Linked DNA regions of Homo sapiens: region 1 is linked to region 2. Evidence: chromatin contacts called from ENCODE Hi-C or POLR2A ChIA-PET data. All regions are on one chromosome and are shown on one strand. The core of a region is the stretch at or near the end of the contact, and the rest is flanking DNA. Distances in the headings are between cores, read along the strand shown.

Region 1 (3,764 bases), core at 1,265-3,764, 1.2 Mb before region 2:
ACAAATGTACCATTCTGATGTGGGATGTTGATAGTGGGACAAGGCTGTGCATTTGTGGGGATAGGAGGTACTTGGGAAACTTCTGTACCTTCCACCAAATTTTGCTGTGAACTTAAACCTGCTCTAAAAAATAAGGTTTACTTGCTTTTTAAAAAATGCTACCAGGTGCCAACCTGTCTTCCTCTCTAGCCCCTCATCTCATCACCATCATTAACACACACACACACACACACACACGCACACCATTCAAATGCAACCAGGTGCACTCCAGCCTCTTTCTCCAGCCACACTGAGCCAGCTGCCATTCTCCTTCTACCCTGTGCCTTTGAACCACTGATTCTCTGCTTGAAGCCCCCACTCCCACACTGCCAGCTTTTGTTTGACTATCTTCAACATGATTTTCAGTCTCAGCTCATATGTCATCTTTTCACTGATAACTCTGTCCAAGGCAGATGCTCTTTCTCTGTACTTCCAAATCGAAATCAGAGTTCCTTTTGCTAGACCAGCATTTTCTGCCTTGCACGGTAACTCTCAGCTGAAGTTTCTGTCTCTCACACTGTCCTGAGACATGCCACTGGTTCAAGGGGCTGTCTAGGTGGTGCCAAACCTCATACAGATCCTGGCACATAGCAGGTGCCCACTAAAGGCTAGCTGAAATTTCAGGCACTTGAGTAGTGAGCCATGACCCGAAGGCATTGCTTCCTATCTGGGCGACCTTGCCTACTCTAAGCTTCAGTTTCCCCATTGTTAAAATGGGAAAGAATGATAATAAGGGCAATGCCTATTTCATTTGGTGGTTGTGAGGACTGAGTTAATATATATGTAAAATTAACAAATGTAAACAAGAAAAAAATAGCCTGTGGAGGAGGTAAGCTTCTGTAGGCTTCTTCTGAATTGCTTTGGCTTCCTCTGCTGCACATAAAAACAAATGATGTCACTGCCTTGCCCTCCCCCAACCCCACCAGTGGTTTCCCATCACTCTCAGCATCACACGCACACCCTCCCTGCAGCCTAATCTGCCTCCCTGATCTCATCTCCTACTCTTGGACCCGACACTGCGGTAGCCTCACTATTTCCTGCTTTAGGACTTTGCACTTGCTTTTTGCTCTTCCTGGCATACACTTTCCTTTTGAGATCCACATGGCCATCTCATCTACTTCAGAGAGATCTCAGTTGAAATGTCTCCTCTCCAGGACACCTCCCCTCACCCCCAACCCCTATCACAAGGAGCACCTTCGTCACACTTTACCCTTTTATGGTGCTTGATTGACCGGCTCATTGATTGCAACACTGATTACTAATGAATTTTCTTTACTGTTTGCCTCTGCCAATAAAGCAATAGCTCCATGAAGATAGGAACCTGGTTGTGCCCATTGCTATTTTCCTGGTGCTTGCGGGCATTCAGTAAATGTGTTGGGAAAATGAATGAATGTATGAACAGATGAATCCCCTGATACAATGGGAAAGGCAGGGAAATTATCTTGAGTTTCTTTTGGACTCCATCCTCCAGTTCTGGAAGCTTACCTGTACCCCAGAGCCAAGAGAATGACTAAAAGCATGAAATCTGGGACCACCAGCTCCACAGTTTATTTGCTATGGCTGTGGGCCTCAGCTACTTTGCCTGTATAATGGATCTAGTCACTCCATCTACCTCAGTAGTGTTGGGAGGGATGAAAGAACTGATACGAGGAAAGCCTTTAGCACAAGGCCAGGCACATACCTTTGTTAGCTGCTTCACGTGGTTAATACTATAACCTGAGAAGCTGCCCTCATCCTTTCTGTACCCACCTCTTCTGAATATGAAAAAAAAAAAAATCCTTATTTAAATCCATGGTTCCTTTGATGGTACAGCATTTGTATCTTTGCCCACGGCCCCATCCCCTAAGGATGTCTGCCCCCAAATAAAAGTTGTCAAACATTTTAAATGGTATTAAATTGTCCAGAAAATGGGAATGCCCAAAGCAGAGAGTCAGTCAATCAGGATTATTTGAGAGCTTCAAAAAGACAGAAGGAAGCCATTATTAGGTTTAAGAATATTGCATTCCACCTCCCACACAGCCTTTATCTAAATCTTCATTTAATTGGCAGCCTTCAGCACTGTCAGAATTGCATTCTGAGAACCAAGAGAAGTTTTCAAACATTCACACAATGTTATATGCTTGGCTCAAAACAACTCAAGGGGAAAGAACCATCTCTTCTGCAAGAGATTTGGGGATGCCCTAAAGCTGATGCTATGAGAGTTGGGAAACCGACCTTGAATAAGAAACCAAGACCACCATGTAAGTGTCAGCCAAAGACACTGTCCAGAGGTTTCAGGCAGAGAGACTCGGACCTGCTGTCTCCCCAGAATCTCTAGGTGACTCTCTAAGGGCAAGAATTCATCCTTTCTCTATCTCTCAGGACCTCCCCCACTGGCTGGTGCAGTGTAGGCCGGAAATAGATGTTTTTGCAATGACTAATGAGAATTTTTGCGGCTTTATGTCATAAGGGGAATCCTCTCTCAGGCCCATGTGTCTCTGCCTGAGTGATTCCAACCAGAAGCTGGGCTGGAAGAAACCTGATTTCTCCCTGTCCCTCCCTGTAACCCCGTACAGTTAATTAGCAAGTCTTATCTGTTGTGCTATATCTCATGATCTCTGTGGTATCTGTCCCCTTCTCTTCTCTCTCAGGGCCTTGAATGTGGTCTTCAGTCTTCTTCTCCGGAACTACTGCAAAAGGCATCTGTCTCCCATCCTGCGCCCCGGTGCAGGCACAAGCATGCTGATCATTGGAAAACCCAGATTTAAGAGCGTCTGTCACTGCTGCTGAAAAATCCCCCCTAGTTCCTGCGCCTCCAGGGTGAAATCCAAGTTTCTCAACATGACATGCACATCGTGTTTCTTAACCAATCCACCCCCTCCCTGGCTGCTCCCTCCTACCCCTGCAGCCCTGCACCTTGGCCTCCAGCCCCACAAGCAACTCTCAGCTTCCCCCAAGCATGAACTGCCAGCTCCCTCCACTCCATGTCTTTTCTTCTGCTGCTGGCTTTGTGCAGGTACATCCAGTCCCATTTTACTCAGTGCCTAATTTCTGTTGCTCCTTCAGGGCCCAAGTCAAATATATTCCCCAGAAGGCCTTCCTGGGTCCCTCTCTCTGTTCTCCTCCAAAGTTGGGCTGGTCTCTCCTCTGTATTTCCAACACACCTGAGGCTGAGCATACTTTTATTTATTTTTTTGTGTAAAATACACTAAGGCACTACAAAAAGGTGCAAAAGCCCAAGTATTCAGCTCAATGTTTTCCATGAGTTGCCACGTAACTGGCACTAAAATCAAGGAGAAACATTATCAGGTCCTCAGAAACCATCCACCCACCCCCTACCACCACCATGTCTTCTTCACAGACACTTGGAAAAACCGTTCAATAAGTATCTATCAAAGGTAAATTAACAAAATGGGTTTCCAAAGTGGTTGTACTCCCAAGCTCATTCACACTGAATGGACAATGTTGACTGCCTTGTCTGTTTACCCTTCTGAATTACAACATCCTGGGGTCACGGACTACCTTTTGGTCGCCTGTTTACCCCCAACTTCTACAAAGAGCCAGCACATGAATGAACGAATCAATGAATGAATGAGCTAATGAAGGAGTGGGATGAAGAACATACACTGTCAGTTTGAGCAACAGTTTTGATTTTCTTCTGGTCTTTGTTAAATGTGCCTCTCTCATTGGAACCCACAGTTACAGAAAGATTCTGGGATTCCCATCAGAACTCACAAAAGACCATA
Region 2 (4,275 bases), core at 873-3,372:
GTCAGGGAGAGGGAGAGGAAGAGGAAGAGGAAGAGGAAGAGGAAGAGGAAGAGGCTGCGGGAGGGAGAGAGGCAAGCCAGGAGGCACTTCGGTCTTCAGAGCTGCCACTTTCCTGAATGTATTAGAGCAGACACAGCTCTCTCCTCTCCCTCAGAGTTAACGGCCAAAGTTCTTACAAGGCCCTACACCATCTGACCCCACTAGTGACTCACAGAGCTCACCTCCTGCCACCCTCCTCAAGGCACATTCTGCTCCATCCACATTTACCTCCTTGCATTCCTAGAAAAAAAACCAGGTAAATTGCTGCCCCAGGGCCTTTGCACATGCTGTGGATGGCTCCTTTACCTCCTTTAGCCGCTGCCCCATGGCCTTTGCACATGCACAGCTTCCTCCCTTACCTTTTCCAAACCTGCTCAAGTGTCACCTCTCATCCAGATTTTCTTTGGTCACCCTATTCCAAAGGCCACCACACACAGACGCCACACCCTCCCCATTCATACCAATACTTCTGTCCTCCCTCGTCTGATGGTTTCCTCCACAGCACTTAGTGGCAGCAGACAAGATTCTATATTTCCGTGTTCATTTTCCTCTCCTCCAGTAGAATGGGGGCTCCAAGTAGGCCAGGATGATGCCTGCTTTGCTCCGTGCCTGCAATGGTGCCTGGTGCACAGTGGACGCGCCACCGCCATCTGCTGAACGGACGAGCAAGCAGGCATGCCTGTGCACCAACAGCGTCCCATGACCTGCCTCGCTGACCCCAGGGCTGACCCTGTGAGTCAGGCCCTATCTCACCCCCATTTTACAGTTGGGAACGGGCTCAGCTTAGGATGTGGTGGAGTTTGGATTCAAACCCAGCCCCAGTGACTCCGAAGCCCGGGTTTGTCACCTTCTCCAGCAATGGGAAGATGCAGCCTGCATTTCCTGCCCAAAGCACATTATGCTCCTAGCTCTCCCTCTTCCTGTCACTGTGAAAGGGAAGCTCCTAGGTGGGGGAGGGGCAGGGGCTTCCCCAACACACACCGTCCTCCTGGGACACGCATGTCCACCAGGCTCAAGTGGGAACAGAGGTCCTCTCTCCAGAAGCTACTTAGCAGGTGACCAACTCCCAGTCTGCCCCATGACTTAAAAGGCCCTCTGCTGTCTCACCCTCCCCTCCAGGAGCTCCTCCTCCAGGTACTTAGGCGCCCAGCACCCCTCCAAAGCCAAGCACCCACTCACCTCCAGGCCTTAGATTGCCTGCCCACCAGCCTCACTCTCCCCTGCTATGATAGGCACAATAATGGCCCTAATCATCCTACTCCCTTCAACCTGTGACTATGTGGCCTGACATGGCAAAGGGACCCTTAGAGTTGCTTAAGCTGAGGATCTTGAGACGGAAGGTGCCCCTGAATGATCTGGTGAGCCCAGTGTAACCACAGGGTCCTTATAAGAGGCGGCAGGGACAGGCCCGGTAGCTCATGCCTATAATCCCAGCACTTTGGGAGGCCAAGGAGGGTGGATCACTTGCGGTCAGTAGTTCGAAACCACCCTGGCCAACATGGTGAAACGCTGTCTCTGCTAAAAATACAAAAATTAGCTAGGTGTGGTGGCGCACACCTATAATCCCAGCTACTCAGGAGGCTGAGGCACAAGAATCACCTGAACCCGGGAGGCAGAGGTTGCAGTGAGCCAAGATTGCGCCACTGCACTCCAGCCTGGGTGACAGAGTGAGACCCCCTCTCAAAAAAAAAAAAAAAAGAGGGAGGCGGGAGGGCCAGAGCCAGAGGAGATGTGAAGACTGAAGCAGAGGTTGGAGTGATGCTGCCACGAGGGAAGGAATGCGAGCAGCCTCTAGATAATGGAAAAGGCAACAGACCCTTCCCTTAGGCTTCCAGAAAGACAACACCTCAACTTTAGCCCCTACGAGACTCACTGTGGACTTCTGACCTCCAGAACTGTAAGATAATAACTTTGTGTTGCTTTAAGCCACAAAGCCTGTGGTCATTTGTCATAGCAGCCACAGGAAACTAGTGTACCCATCCCCCCAAGACCTCAGTTGAAACAGCACCCTCTGGGAGCCGCTCTGGCCCTGGCATGGCCCCATCCCACGCAGATGCTCCCTGGACTTCCTCTTTCATAATTATCTGTCAGTGTTACTTAGTCAAGCTCTGAAGCCATCAGCTCACATTCAATTTCAGTCTCCGCTTCTCACAAGCTGTGTAACGTTGGGAAAGCTTCTCAGCCTTCCTGAGCGGCCCTGTCCTCATCTGTTACACACAGTCGCTCAAGGCCCTCACCTGTACACCTGCCATGAGGCTGGAATGAGGGAGCTCATGCAGAGACAGGGCCCGGCACACCCAGATGAGGGTGACACAACAATCCGTACCACCTGCCAGACCATGAGGATAATGGAGACTGTGCCTGTCTCATCACCGCATATTCCTAAGAGCCCCAGACGGCGCCCAGCTATCAGGTCTCAACAATATTTGTTGAATAAATCATGAGTCCCACAGCCATCAAAAATCTCAAACGCAAATAGGAGGGACAAACCATGTGCAGCTGAGGGAGACAGCCGGGCCAAAGCCCTGAGGTGTGCACAGCTTCTCCAGCTCCATTCAATGGCCCACCACTAGTTCAAACTGGGCAGAGCAGCTCTCACCGATGTCAAAGCCATCCCGTGAAAACACTGCATTCAGCCTCAACTTTGGACCCCACCCTGACATCACACACAGGCTTCTTTCCCACTCTGCTTCAGCTGAGGTCCCCACCAGGAGGGCCAAGGGGAGACTCCCTCCATGATAAGTGAGGCAAACCACCCCCGTCCTTTCCCAACAATGTTGGGGAAACTGATGTCATCATAACAGTCCCCTTGCACAAGGTGGCTGTAAAGGTAAAATGAGAGAACGTGAATCAGTGCCTGGCATACAGCTGGCACCCCATAAATCCCAATTAGATAGTTTTTAATTATTTTACCCCATAGCAAACACATAAGTAGCAACAGGTGCCCCTTCCAAAATCACCTGCAAAACAACAGAGGGAGGCTGGAGCAGCAGAATGGGTCAGGGCTTTGGACTCAGGTGGAGATTTTATTATTATTTTTTGATACAGTCTCACTCTGTCGCCCAGGCTGAAGTGCAGTGGCACGATCTTGGCTCACTGCAGCCTCTGCCTCTCGGGTTCAAGCGATTCTCATGCCTCAGCCTCCTGAGTAGCTAGGATTACAGGTGTGTGTCACCACGCCTGGCTAATTTTTATATTTTTAGTAGAGATGGGGTTTCACCACGCTAGCCAGGCTGGTCTCAAACTCCTGACCTCAGGTGATCTGCCCACCTCGGCCTCCCAAAGTGCTGGGATTACAGGCGTGAGCCACCACGCCTGGCCTCAGATGGAGATTTGAAGCTGAGAGAGCTTGGGTAAGTTACCTGACCTCTATAACCTGTTTCCCTATCCACAAAATGGAGATAATATTACCTACCCCAAAGGACTGCTATGACCCAAGGAAATACTGCCTACCACTCACTCTCATGTTAGAATCGCTCGGAAAAGGCTATGGCCCAGACCTCCCCCAGACCAAAGCCATCAGCGTCTCTGGGGTGGGGCCTGGGTTTTGGGGGTTACGAAGATCCCCAGGTGATCCCATTGTGCGGCCAGGGCTGAGAACCACACATGCTTATGTGGACCTGGCACAAAGTAGGCACTCAAGAAATCCAAGCTTTCATCATTATTTCTCAGCTGGCCAGGATTTTCTTTCATTCATTCAGCATACATTTGTAGAGGGCCTAATATATGCAAATGCAAATCAAATTTAAAGTCATATGTTGGTTTTCAAGAGCCGGGGGTAGGGGGAAAGAGGAGTGACTGTTAACGGGTACAGGATTTCCTTCTGGGGTGACGATGTTTTGGAACTAGACAGAGGTGGTAGTGGCTAAATATCACTGAATTCTTCACTTTAAAATGGTTGATTTTATGTTATGTAAATCTCACCTCAACAAAAAAAGCAAAATAATAATAATCATAACCCAGACACGAAAAAGACAAATCCTATATTAACCCATTCATATGTGGTCCCTAAAGGAGTCAAAGTCATAGAAAATGAAGAGAGAATGGTGGCTGCCAGGGGCTGGGGGAGGGGGACTAGGAGTTAACATTTAATGGGGACAGTTTCAGTTTGAGAAGATGAGAAAGTTCTGGAGATGGATGGGGGTGATGGTTGTGCAACAATGTGAACGTACTCAATGAACTGCACACTTAAAACTGGTTAAAATGGCCCATTTTATGTTACGTGTATTTTATCAC

What was found. A loop is a pair of places that touch in the nucleus more often than their neighbours do. ChIA-PET counts read pairs that join two places held with the same protein, here RNA polymerase II (POLR2A). Pooled maps may share reads with other maps.
Region 1: a loop to region 2 is called in a map with no recorded cell type, with 39 times the contacts of the local background. The contact joins two enhancer-like sites. A Hi-C loop is called at or near these places in 3 of 37 single-sample maps with no recorded cell type and 2 of 50 pooled maps. POLR2A ChIA-PET finds 5 or more read pairs at or near these places in 1 of 52 experiments (GM12878).

The regions. Positions count from the first base shown.
Region 1 is chr16:82,652,786-82,656,549 of GRCh38, reverse strand. All of the region lies in intron 1 of CDH13 (cadherin 13), which reads right to left. Among named protein-coding and RNA genes, the nearest start is that of CDH13, 28 kb to the right of the region's middle. RefSeq lists silencers at 848-897, 832-1,126 and enhancers at 2,030-2,079, 2,320-2,369, 2,420-2,629, 2,451-2,950, 1,871-3,070. Within about 2 kb of position 2,514, at least 15 of the 41 ENCODE cell types and tissues checked have a DNase peak (open chromatin) inside an H3K27ac peak, as active enhancers do; they include GM12878, where a contact is called at or near this core.
Region 2 is chr16:81,479,343-81,483,617 of GRCh38, reverse strand. The region is part of intron 1 of CMIP (c-Maf inducing protein); the gene reads right to left. Among named protein-coding and RNA genes, the nearest start is that of CMIP, 37 kb to the right of the region's middle. RefSeq lists enhancers at 2,374-2,443, 2,474-2,563. Within about 2 kb of position 2,122, at least 15 of the 41 ENCODE cell types and tissues checked have a DNase peak (open chromatin) inside an H3K27ac peak, as active enhancers do; they include GM12878, where a contact is called at or near this core.